2 separate regions of the Homo sapiens genome follow, and region 2 is linked to region 1. Evidence: chromatin contacts called from ENCODE Hi-C data. All regions are on one chromosome and are shown on one strand. The core of a region is the stretch at or near the end of the contact, and the rest is flanking DNA. Distances in the headings are between cores, read along the strand shown. Region 1 overlaps SLC4A3 (solute carrier family 4 member 3). Region 2 holds the start of LINC02832 (long intergenic non-protein coding RNA 2832).

Region 1 (6,204 bases), core at 2,841-5,340:
AAACACAGTGGCTCTGCTTCTGGGGAGACCTCAGGAAACTTACAATCATAGCAGAAGGTGAAGGAGAAGCAGACATGTCTTAGATGGCCAGAGCAGGGGTAAGAGAGAGAGGGGGGAGGTGCGACACACTTTTAAATGACCAGATCTCATGAAACCTCACTCACTATCACAAAAGCACCAAGGGGGAATCTGTCCTCATCATCCAATCACCTCTCACTAGGCCCCACCTCCAACACTGGGGATTGCAGTTCAACATGAGATTTGGGCAGGAACACAGATCCAAACCATATCATATGCCTACTAACTGTACAGTTATAAAGTTAGTACTTTTCCTTTAAATCAATTCACTAGTTTTAACATATGTATTTAGACTTATCCTACACAATACTGTCTGCAAAATTATGGGGCTCAAGTACTCATTGTATTTTTTTCTAAAACACATGAAAATATATAACTGTGACAGCTAAACTATCAAAACCACACCTAAAATCATCTCACACACCACTACTGGTATCCTTCCCCACTTGGGGAAATATTGCCTAAGGACTCCTCTGATCTCAGAGAAATGTTCCCCACTTCTGGGCTCTTTTCAGTAGTTTTGAGGACTTGCTGCTTTATATTTGTTGACACAACTTAGTTATTTTAAAATGTTGTTTGCTGATTGGGTACAGTGTATACGGCTCGGGTGATGGGTGCACCAAAAGCTCAGGAATCACCTCTCAAGAAGTTATCCATGTAACCAAACACCACCTGTTCCCCAAAACCTATTGAAGTAAAAATAATTTTAAAAATTAAGTTTAAAATATTGTTTGCTGTGTGGGCCACATTCGTAGAACAAATCCACCTATCTCAAGAGCCTGATATCCTGACCAGCTGCTCCGGACCTTATAGTCTAGGCTGGATGTCCCTGGAAGAGACACCACTTCCTGAGAGTGTGTCCTTCCTAAGCTCCCCCAACCCACCTTCTCTCTCCCAAGCCTAGAAAAGCTGCATGAGCTCCCTGGTGGCCCTAGAGCGCAAGGACCGCTATGGTCTCTCTTATGATAACCAGTTGTCACAGACAAGGACGCACTGCTCACTGGATCTAAATGTGGTGGAGACTGTGACCTCTTGGTCCTTCTTTCTCTGCCAACTGCTCACCCCCTTACCCTCCATGCACCCCTGTGGCCAGGCACTGTGGGAGGCATTACGAGTACAAAGGTGACTCAGGCCAGGTCTCTGCCCATCTCACAGCCTATAGGGAGACAGACAAGAACACGCAATGGGCGTGCAGTGAGAGAGGAGGCGTGGCAGGGGATGCTCAGGGACTCACGAATGAAAGTCTGGTTTTGCACCCTCCTCCACGCTCCCCTCACCCCCACCTTCCCACCAGCTCTGAGCCCTTGCTCCCAGCCCCTTCCTCATCTCCAGCTGTGCCCCACCCCCTCTTTGTCCCTCCTCTCCCATGGTCCTAAGCCTTGTCCCTGGAATTGCTGGCATTAAAGAGCTCCCTGCTCCTCCCCTCATCTCCCAAACCCAACTGTGACTCATCCACCATCCAGAGAACAACCCAGTGGCTGTCCGCTTAGTCAGCACTTAATAAAGCATTGTTCAGTAAAAAGAAACAGTTCCAACAAAATTAAAAATAATCTCAGCAGTAGGCTCAAATATTAAATCTTCCTTCCAGAACATAAATCCTACAAACACTGGAGTCTGCTCTTTGCACAAGTGGTGAATCACAATTATATAATTTATTTATCTGGAAACTACATTCCTCACTTTGCATTTCCTTTTTTGCCACACTGGATTCAATCCACCATTCCCTACTTGCCCAAAATCTGTTTTATTGTTGTTTTCGGCAATGGCTTAATTGCCAGCTGCATGGGCAGCGCTCAGCGCCAGTGCCCTTGAGTTCTGTGTCACCTTTCCTTTGCTGCTCAGAATTCCCTTTGAGAGCTCCAAGTGTCAACAGGCATGATCATTATTTGAGTCACCTGATAAGATACAAGAAGAAATGTCACACAGGCTGCCAAATGGGACACATTATTGCCACGTTCTGTGCCCTAAAGGAGGGGCCTAGGGCAGTCCCAGCAGATGGTCTATGAGCTCTGACAGCCAGACGCTGTCACAAGGGCATCAGATATCTTGAGTGAGCCGAATCCTCAGCATGAACAAGAAAGTGACAGCCGCCCTCTTTGCCCAAAGTAAAAGAATGAGCTAGCACTCCTCAGGGCCTGAAGTGGGCCTGCACTTGTCCGGGGATAATGAAAGCTTTGGGCAGCTACCCAAGATGTGGCCATAACCCCACTCGGAAAGCAGTAAGGGGCGGGGGAAATAGCGACAGGCCGGATGTCCTTACTGAAGGGCTGGTGCACGTGCACGTTCCCAAAGCCGCTTCCAGTCCAGAGCAGATGGCAGAGAGGCCGGATGTTCGAAAATACAATGGCCTTTGTCCCCTTTTTAGTAACTGTCCTGTCCTACCCCCCAGAGCTGGGCCATCAGGGCCGGCTGGGGCTCCCCTCCACTAACTCTCCTCTGCACCTTGAAGAGGGCCTGAGTTGAGGGCCCCAGCACTCCGAGAGGAGAAGCTCAGAGGCCCGGTAAAGAGAAAGTCAGAGGAAACACCGGGGCTACAAAGGGCTTCAGGACAAACTCTGAATGTCCCCATATGACACGCTCTCTGGCCAGCCAGGCCCCAGGCCAGTCCCGGTTGCCTTTCTGTGGGTTTGCCGTGTATCTTGTCCGCCAGGTTATTTCTGGCAAAACTGAGACTGTTGCACAAGGAGTGGCCTCGGGAATCCCAGAACTGCCTCTCTAAGCCAGCAGAATCTAAAATGGTCCAGGGTCCCCAAATCCGGCATCACCCTGGCGTCTAAGGGATTGGGCTGCTATCTCTGCTCCTCGGAAGGCCAGAGATCAAGAAAAGAAGAGAGACGTTTTCCATTCCCTCTGTGGCCCCACAGCCTCTGATTTCTCCAGTAGCTACAATGGAGCTCATCCCCTGTGTCACACAGCCAAGCTGGGTCTCTCTTTCCTCTCCTATCCCTCTGGGTCTCCATCCCTGGCAGCCATTTTGGTTGCTGCAGCGTCCTGGGTCTTCTCAACCCTCCATGGTCCCCCTGAGTGTGCTGGGTGTGTTGGGTGAGCTCAGAATGTTAGCTAACCCTCGCCTCCTGCCCTTCCTAAACTACGGCCGCCCTCCCTTGCCATAGATGGGTCGTCTTTAAATGAGTAAGGCTGCCAGGGTGACAAGCGGTTATCACTGGCTGTCACTGAAGCTTTTTCGCCTACTGCTCTGAGGCCTCAAGGCCTAGCTTTGCTGGAGTCCACCCTGACCCACCAACCGGGACCAGGACTCATTCCCCTTGTCAGAAGGCCCCGCCCCTCTTTTCATTTTGCCGTGGAGGAACACCCACAGTTCCCGGCTATTTGCCAAGCCGCGAGATGACTGACACCAACTGTGCCCAATGAGGAATCCACCTTCTGGGCCCACACAGACATTTCCTTGCAGGGGCTGGAAAAAGTGCAGTTCCTTCCTGTGGGGTCTAGGAATCCCCGAGACCAAACAGGGGAGCCTTTCCTGCATCCGGGCCCGCAAGGAGAAGCAGGACTCTAGGAAGGAACCAGGGTTCTCATATGCAAAGCCTCTCAACCAAACTTGTCTGAGAGGCCCCTGACATCTCTGTTTGGAATCTTCTCTGCACATGTCCCTTCTAGGTTTTGCGTTTGACCTTGACTTTGTTCCTTGGCAAAGTTCTTTTGAAATTCCACCCAGCCTTGGCCAATCTAAAGGAAAAGGAATCTTGTCCTCACATACACATACAAAGGAGAGGCTAAATGTAGTTAGAGGCCACATGGCACCAGAGACCCAGGGAGCCAAGGTGGACTGGAATAAAATACTTACACCCGGACAATAATCCAGGGCAGCTGGAGGGCTCTTCTCTTCCTTAGGAACACAACAAACAGCCTCACGGTGGCCTGTCCCTTCTCTCCTGACCAGTTTCGGGGCACCAGCTGTTGGCCTGAACACCTAGGAGTGTATGGTAACCGCACCTGACCGCAGGAACTTAAGCACAGCCTGAGAATGGCCCTGTGTGGCAGGCACACCTGAATGTATCTTCCAAGCTAGGGAATCCAGGAGTCGCCAACCTGGAGAGTCCTTCCTTGTCTATGAGAAACATCTGAGGCCCCAGGCTGTGGAACACGGGACATAAAGGGAAAGGTCCAGGCCCAAGTCTGGGTTGAATGAAGATCCCCAGGTGGAGGTTGTTAGGGTGAAGGTGCTAAGTGGAAATGCTATAGAAACTGCTTTTTGCAACCGGTTGTGGTTTCTCCTGCCCCCGCTCACCACCAGCGGACTCTCTCCCCTGTATGTAAGCCCCAGTAAAACCCCATGTCTCGTTTGCCAGTCTGGGTCTCTTCTTCCACCTCTTGAGCCTGGTGCCTTCCCCACTGGAGTTCATAGGAGTTCAGCACATTGGGGAGCAAAATTGGAAAAAGAGAAGAAAGCAGCAGCACCAGCTCCGGAGGAAACCGCTAACGTGGAGCTGAGGGATCCCCAGCCTCAGAAGCTCTGAGCTGCCCAGAGCTGCAGAACACGGAACTTGCCTGACCGGGCTTGGTCTCCGCGGGAGGAACTGGATGCGCTTGAATGGGCTCTCTGAGCGCCGCGGATCCACCAGGTGGCAGTGCTGCTATTCCTCAGTCGGGACAGAGCCTGCAGCATGCGAGAGCGGCCACCGGAGGGCAACGGGGGACGATGCGCTCCTTCAGGCTGGGGGTTGCCTAGCAACTATGACGCAATGGGCTCCCGCTCCCCTCAAGTCCCCCAGGTTATTTCTGGCAAAACTGAGACTGTTGCACAAGGAGTGGCCTCAGGAATCCCAGAACTGCCTCTCTAAGCCAGCAGAATCTAAAATGGTCCAGGGTCCCCAAATCCGGCATCACCCTGGCGTCTAAGGGATTGGGCTGCTATCTCTGCTCCTGGGAAGGCCAGAGATCAAGAAAAGAAGAGAGACATTTTCCATTCCCTCTGTGGCCCCACAGCCTCTGATTTCTCCAGTAGCTACAATGGAGCAACTTTCTCCCTCTCCCCTCCCCGGTTCTTCCGTCTTGCTAAGCAGGGGTTGGATTCATGGGCATGTGATCTTGAGCAGAGCTTGAGTGCCCCCACCCCTACCGCCCGCTCCTCGGCTGCACTTGAGGGGGCCTGGGGGATGATGATAAGGCCCAGCTCTGGCCTTCTGTAGTCTCGATTCTCTCTTTTTCTCCCAAGGACTCTCCTTGACTCAAACCTCTCCCTGGTTTTGATAACCCTGAAAATAGAATTCTTCCAATTCCAAATGGATAAGTATGACCTGAGAAACCAAAGATGAAACCAAGAAAGTGAGGCAGACACGAGACAAGGAGTGTGGTTATAATGAGCTCAAAGCCTGTGCCGGTCTGGTCTGTGAAAGGTGAGGCGAGGTCAACACCCCGGGCAGAAGTCAGGGGGGCCACTCTAGCCATGGCATCAGGAGTGGTTCCAGGCACATCTCTGGGTCCTGAGGAGCCCCCCAGCCCAGGGCTGGGCTCTGCCTGAGGCCCAGGTGTCAATCCCTAAGGTCTTGGGGTCTCTGAGGGGCACTGTCTTCAAGGGTCACACTGGCATGTGCAGCTCATTGTACTCATCCTGGCCATCCTCATCGAAGTTTGGTTCAGCATCTTCCGAGTCCAGCTGCAGAGGGAACAGAAGGTTGGGGAAGGCAGGGAAGCATGCTCGTCCCCTCCCATTCTCCAGCTCCTCCTCCAACCTGCAGCCCTCCCTGCTCCCTGACCTTTCCTGGGCCTCTCTGCAAGTACCATGACCCTGGGTGGCAGCACTGCCCTTGGCCAAAGCCTTCAGGTCACCTCCCAGACCAGATACCTGGCCCCTCCTGGTGATAATAATAATGATTATTATTATGAAGCTCTTTCCTGAGGCCACTTCTAGTTGCTATGGTACCTTTGTACACCATGTTTGAGTATGGATAAATTGCAAAAAGATGTCTTTTCCTCTAGTTGACAAAAACAGGGCTCAGGGTGGACACCAGTGCCACATCAACCCTGTAGCCTCTCAGCCGGGTGTTTTTGGTCAGGCACCACCTGCACAGCTGTGTGCAGCAGCCCCGTGCCAACTCCCTTACAAAACCACCATCCTAAGGCCTTTACCTGGACTAGCACTTGACCCTCCCAACAGTCCTATAA
Region 2 (6,414 bases), core at 3,354-5,853, 87 kb before region 1:
GGGCATTAGGGAGACAACTCTAATAAAGTCAGATTTCCTTCTGGTCCTTCTGGAGCTTATAATATCATGCCAGACATCAATCAACCATCCACAATTTTAAATATAAAATTACAATAGTGATGAGTGCTACCACTGAGAGGTAGATGGTGCTACGGGAGCATTGTTTTTCTTAAAGAATTGTGTTTTTAAAATCCATCTGCATAGTGGGAAAATCCAGCATTGTTGAATTCTGGCCTAGGGCAGAAATAGCTCAAATCAAAGAACTAAAATCAACATTTTATAGGAACAACATGACCGAGCAAACTCTGAGGTAGTGGTCAAAAAGGTGCTTGATTCAATTTAAATATATTTGTTCAGCATCTATGCTATGTAAAGAAGTGCTTATCAAACTTTCATGTGCTCGGGAATCTCTTGGCAATCTTATTCAATGCAGATTTTGCCTCTGTAGGCTCAGGGTGGGGCCTGGGATTCTGCATCTCTAGCAAGCTGTTAAGAGATGCTGATGCTTCCGGTCCCTTCATCATACCCTAAGTAGCTCCAGTTCAGGCCAAGATGCTGAACTAGCGAGGCTGCTGGATGTCCATCCCACCTCTCACCCCTATTAACCCCACAGGAGCCAGAAAAGTAAAGAAGAGAACACTGTGAGAAGCTCTTGAGTTGACTGGGGATGTTATTTCAAATGAGGTTGTGAAGTGGTGGCTTTGTCCCAAGGCAGGAAGCAGCCCAGCAGGGTTGTGGGAAGAGAAAATAGAAAAACTGGTGGAATTCTGCTCTCACCAACCCCATATCTCCTTGGGGCAAACAGTGCCTGCACCTCACCTGCCAAGCTCAGATATCCTCAGAAGAAACTGAGGATCCTCAGAAGAAATAATCTGGAAGTTATTTCTATGTCTCTTCCCCTTCAAACTCCCAGGGCTGGAAAGTGACAATCTGGTCTTGATGGTGGGCCTCAAACTTGGCTGAAGATACAAATCATGTGGGGAGCTTGAAAGTACTTGGATTCCACCTCTAGAGATTCCATTGAAATTGCTCTGGAGCATGACCCAGGCATCCAGATTTGTAGAGGCTTCCCAGGTCATTTGAATGTGCAGCCAAGATTTAAAACCACTGAATTCTGACTGTCTCCTGCAAATCTGCTTCTCTCTGAGGGACAAAAGATGAAGGCCTGAGCTAAAAGCTTATTTTGTGAGATAAGGAGCAACGGAATATAATTTTCAGAGCTCTCCACCCTGGGGCTCATCTAGCCCCATCCCCTGAGTTCACTGGAGCTAACACGCCTGGACCTGCCTTTCTCAACTTGTACTGCCTGTGGAGTCAGTGCCCTAGGGAAAAAATGAGCACACAAAACAAAATAACAGGACATTTGAGGAGCACAGACATCTCTAAAGGAAGAGGGCCTCCTGGATGACAAATTCCAACAGAAGCAGAAATATTAGGACAGATGGATCAAGTATTTTTAATCATCCTGGTAAATATATTAAAAGATAGAAGGAAAATTAATAAGAAGCAAAAAAATATATAAAGAGAATCAAGCAGAAATACTAGTAATAAAAATATAAAAATACAAATAAAGAGCAGAATTGATGCTACTGAAGAACAAATTAGTGATTTGGTATATCAGATTGAAAAAACATATATCAGAAGGTAGATGAAAAGGACAAGGAAATAGACAATATACTAATAAAAAGAAAAGCTAAGAGATAAGGAGAACAGATGCAGAGGTACTAACATCCAGACAGTAGGAGTTCTATTTAAAAAAGAAAAAAAATAGAGGGGAAGAAGATTTGAGGACATAACAAAGATCAATTATTCTGCCACATCTATAGAGAGAGAAAGTGAGAGCAGAATACACACAAACACACACACACATGAGAGAGAAATAAAGGAAAAACTCATACCTAGGTATACTATAATAAAACTTAAGATTTTTATAAAACAAAAAAAAGTTCTAAAAGCTGTCATAAAAAGAGGAGACCACATACAAAAGAACGAGAATCAGATTGGCATCAACGATATTGGATGCAAAAAAAAAATGGAGTAACGTTTTGACAGAATTGAAGGAAATAGAATTTAGAACCTATTATTTTATAGTCAACCAAACTGTCATTCAAATATTAAGGTCAAATAAAAATATTCTCAGGCATAGAAGATTTGCTGCAGAAAGATGTGCATTGTAAACTGTTTTGGCTAAAGTACTATGTATGAGAGAGAAAAATCCAGGAGACTGCAAGAGATTTGTGGAACAACGGTGATCAAACACCTTGATAAACTCTTATTGCTTAAAAAGCAAAAAGCAAGCTAAGACCAATGAAAAGGAGAAAATATATCTGTAACAACGCAGAATTAGAAGCCTAGGTTATATCAACATAACAGGGCAGGGGAGGGAGCCAGGAATCTTAGATTTTTACTTCATTAAGAAGAATTAGGGAGATAAAAATATATTATTAAAAATAAAAGTAAGAAAAATAGAAGAAAGCATTGAAAAAGTAGCACAGCTGAAATAACAAGTCAGAATGATAAAAATTGGTCCATGTATGTAATTTATTATAATAAAGGTAGATGGATTGAGCTCACCACTTAAAACATAAGGTGTGACAGATTAGATTCATTTGTAAAATTTTGACACATGCTATTTACAAAAAAACGTACCTCAAACATACAGATATGCAAAGACTGAAAGCAAAAGAATGGAAAAAGACATAGTACATAAATATTAATCAGAAGAAAGCTGACCTAGCTATATTCATTCCACAAAACATAGCCTTTAAGTAAAGAGCATTATTAAGAAAAGAATGCCCTTGGACACAGCAATTTGCTCCCAGGTATAAGCACAGAGAAAATCATACACATGTGTAGCAATTGAGGCAGATAGAATCTAAAATGATCACCAACTATCCCTTCCTTCTGGTATTTATACGTGCAATCTCCTTCCTTTGACTGTGGGCAAGACTGGTGAATTGCTTCTAACCAAGAGAATATGGTCATGTTGATGGATGATATGTCTTGTGATTATTTTACCTAAGAATATAATGTTTGTCATGCCTGCAGACCCTCTCCCTTGCCGGTTTTAATGAAGCAGGTGATCACTCTGGGGAGGCCCACATGACAAGAAACTGAGGGTGCCCTCTGCCGACAGCCAGCAAGAAAATGAAGCCCTGGCCTGGCAAACTGCAAGAACCCGAATCCTGCCAACAACCACATGCACTTGAAAGTGAATCTTCCCCAGTCAAGCCTTGAGATTAGAGCACAGCCCTGGCCAACACTTTGACTGCAGACTTGTGAGGACTTGAAGCAGAGGACCAAGCTAAGCCCTGCCCAGACTCCTGACTCACAGAAACTGTGAGGTAACAAATGTATGTTATCTAAGTAACTAAGTGTTGGGTTATATTGGCCAAGTGCAGTGGCTCACACCTGTAATTCCAACACTTTGGGAGGCCGAAGTGGGTGGATCACTTGAGGTCAGGAGTTCAAGACCAGCCTGGCCAACATGGTGAAATCCTGTCTCTACTTAAAAAAAAAAAAGGGTTATATTCTTATGCAGACATAGATAACTAATACAAGAGACATATATAAGACTGTCAGTAGTAAAACAAAACAATAACAAAATCCTGGAAACAACCAAATGCCCATCAAGAAGAGAGAGGAATGAATAAACTATGTCACAATATGGATAAATCTTAACATCATGATTCTAAGTGAAAAAAATGTTAATTACTAAAAGATTACCTCAGCATGATACCCTTGTAAAAAACTAAAAACAAAATCAAATTCATATATTATTTAGAAAGACAAACATAAATAAATTTCTTGTGAAATTAAACATGACGTTCTTATAAAGTTATACATAAACTTACCACATGACCAAACAATACCACTCCTAGATATTTACTCAAAAGAAATGAAAACATGGCCGGGCGCGGTGGCTCATGCCTGTAATCTCAGCACTTTGGGAGGCCAAGGCGGGCAGATCACGAGGTCAGGAGATCAAGACCATCCTGGCTAACACGGTGAAACCCCGTCTCTACTAAAAAATACAAAAAATTAGCCAGGCATGGCAGTGGGCACCTGTAGTCCCAGCTACTCGGGAGGCTGAGGCAGGAGAATGGTGTGAACCTGGGAGGCAGAGCTTGCAGTGAGCTGACATCACACCACTGCACTCCAGCCTGGGTGACAGAGCAAGATTCTGTCTCAAAAAAAAAAAAAAAGAAAGAAATGAAAGCATAGAGCCACACAAAAACCTGTATATGAATGTTTAAAGCAGCTTTATTTATAATTGCCAAGAACTGGAAAAAATCCCCATGTCCTTTAACTGGTGAAGAGCAAAACATACTGCAGTATACAACAGAACCCTGCTCGGCAACACAAAACAACAAATGACAACAAACATACAACAACAACAAAGCAACAAACATACCACCACATGGATGAACCTCAAATGCGTTATGCTGAGTGAGTAAATCCAGACTCAAAAGACTACACATTGTGTGATTCCTTGTATATGACTTCCTGGAAAAGGCAGAACCATGGAGACAAGAAACTGAGCCACTAGGTTGCCAGGGGTTGGAGGTAGAAGAGAGGAATTGACAACAAAGAAGCAGAAGAGAACACTTTAGAGTGACGGACCTGTTCTATACCTTGATTTCGGTGGTAGTCATACAGCTGAATTTACATGTCAAAACTCATAAAAGTATACTCTAAGAAGAGTGGGTTTTACTGTATGTAAATTATACCTCACTTAAATAGATAATATATACACACATCAGGTAAGTGCTCCTTTTGACAATGCCCCAAACCACATCCTCCACCCTGCCATACCCTAGTGCCCCTCCCTGCTCCCTATGCAAAGAACAAAATGAGAAGTTGTGTCATTGGAAATGTTATGGTTAACATAACTACAGAAAACAACCTGGAATGGGAACCAGAGGAGAAAAAGGAGAGTTTCAACAATTAAAATGATGTCTAGAAAACAGTCAGGAAAATGGAGAGCATGTTCATTCCTCCGTTTGCTTTGGGATGCATGTCTATGACTTTACAATAGTGAATCTTATTTAGCTTAAAGTGGAAGTCACTGAGTCATTGTCCAACCACCTGCAACACAGGGAGACTCGTCCCAAAGTCAGTAGCCCTATTTCTTCCGGATTCACTTTGCCTTGGAACACCCTGATAAACGGCCCATTAGCAGCCCACGAAGAGATTAAGAAACAATTCTGTTTAAGAGAATGCAGTTTCGCAAAATGATCCTTGAATCAGAATGTTCTGCTTCTGCTATCTTTTATGAGCAAAAGGAGCAGAGGTTTTGAGGTCACAGTCAGCCTGACCATATTTTGTTCTTATCTCCCTATTTTCTACTCCATAATGAAATTTAAATAGCTCGCTATCGCTAAGTAAATAATTGGTGCCGTAACAGCCTTCTGGAAGCTTTTAATTGTGTCAAAGCAGCTCTTCAATTCTAAACATTCCTTACAACCGAACGATAGTTAGAGCTTTGGGTGTCTTCTTGGCAGATGGAGATAAGAACACAAAATGGGATAAGAAGGCAGGAACTTCCCATTAATCATGGCAGTGTTCCTTTATTCCAAGATCATAAAATGCTTGAAATCACAGCTTTGTCTTGGTGAGGGAGGGAAAGGGGCCTGACTGAGACGCAGAAAGTCTAGGTTTTAGTCTCTGCTGGGCCCCTGCCCAGCTTCCTGATGTGGAACGAGGTGCTTAATTACCTCTTTGGACCTCATTTTCCTCCTGTGTACCCCAGATTCCGTAGCCAGGGTGTCCCCTCCACATTGCCCCAGGTCAAGGTGCTCTATCAAGCAATAGTCTTACCCCCAGTTCCAGATGTGGAGCTTCTCCCCTTCACTTTGCTGTCTGTCCAGGGATCTGCTTTGATCTTACCAATGTCCTAGGGTCCTTGTGGAGAAGTGTCCCCACAGGGTGGCCAAATTGTGGCATGCAAGAGAGACTCCAGGCACTGGCCAGATGCTGCTAACCCAAGATAAAGGGTTACCCCAGACAACGCTTTCCACAATCAGAAATTACTGGGAAATCCATCTGAAATCAATCAAATAAATTTCTTTGCCGCACGACTTCCCAGAGTCTTTATTTTCTCATGTACTTTGAGACTTTCCTAGAGGGAGGGACAGAAGTATTTGACCAAGGAATCCACTTTTTTTCCAAAGATCTATGCTCAGGTCTGGCATGCCTTAAAAATGCTGGTCCAGATTTATGACGCTGTCTGTTGATTTTTCATTCATTATCTTCAAATCAGGAGGGACTCAACCTTGGCTGCAGAATAGCATCACCCGGGCCCACTCCCTGGGCCTCATCCCCAGGGAGTACAGTCACATTTGTCTGAGAGGTGAGTACTGCTTTCAGCTCTCCTACAAATTCTGACGTGCAGCCAGCATGGAGAGCCGCTAG

The links. Hi-C counts contacts between places; a loop is a spot of excess contacts on that map. Pooled maps may share reads with other maps.
Region 2: a map with no recorded cell type shows a loop between it and region 1 (7-fold over the local background). The contact joins the promoter of LINC02832 here to the enhancer-like site in region 1. A Hi-C loop is called at or near these places in 2 of 168 maps with a recorded cell type or tissue (K562 and posterior vena cava), 1 of 37 single-sample maps with no recorded cell type and 3 of 50 pooled maps.

Annotation. Positions count from the first base shown.
Region 1 is chr2:219,641,142-219,647,345 of GRCh38, reverse strand. It overlaps SLC4A3 (solute carrier family 4 member 3), which reads right to left. Exons shown (of 23, transcript NM_005070.4): 23 at 5,375-5,695. The coding sequence ends at 5,618. Among named protein-coding and RNA genes, the nearest start is that of SLC4A3, 17 kb to the right of the region's middle. RefSeq lists enhancers at 757-1,526, 1,527-2,297, 3,069-3,840, 4,499-4,548. Within about 2 kb of position 4,090, at least 7 of the 41 ENCODE cell types and tissues checked have a DNase peak (open chromatin) inside an H3K27ac peak, as active enhancers do.
Region 2 is chr2:219,728,182-219,734,595 of GRCh38, reverse strand. LINC02832 (long intergenic non-protein coding RNA 2832) reads right to left here and starts at 4,603. Exons shown (of 2, transcript NR_185880.1): 1 at 4,415-4,603.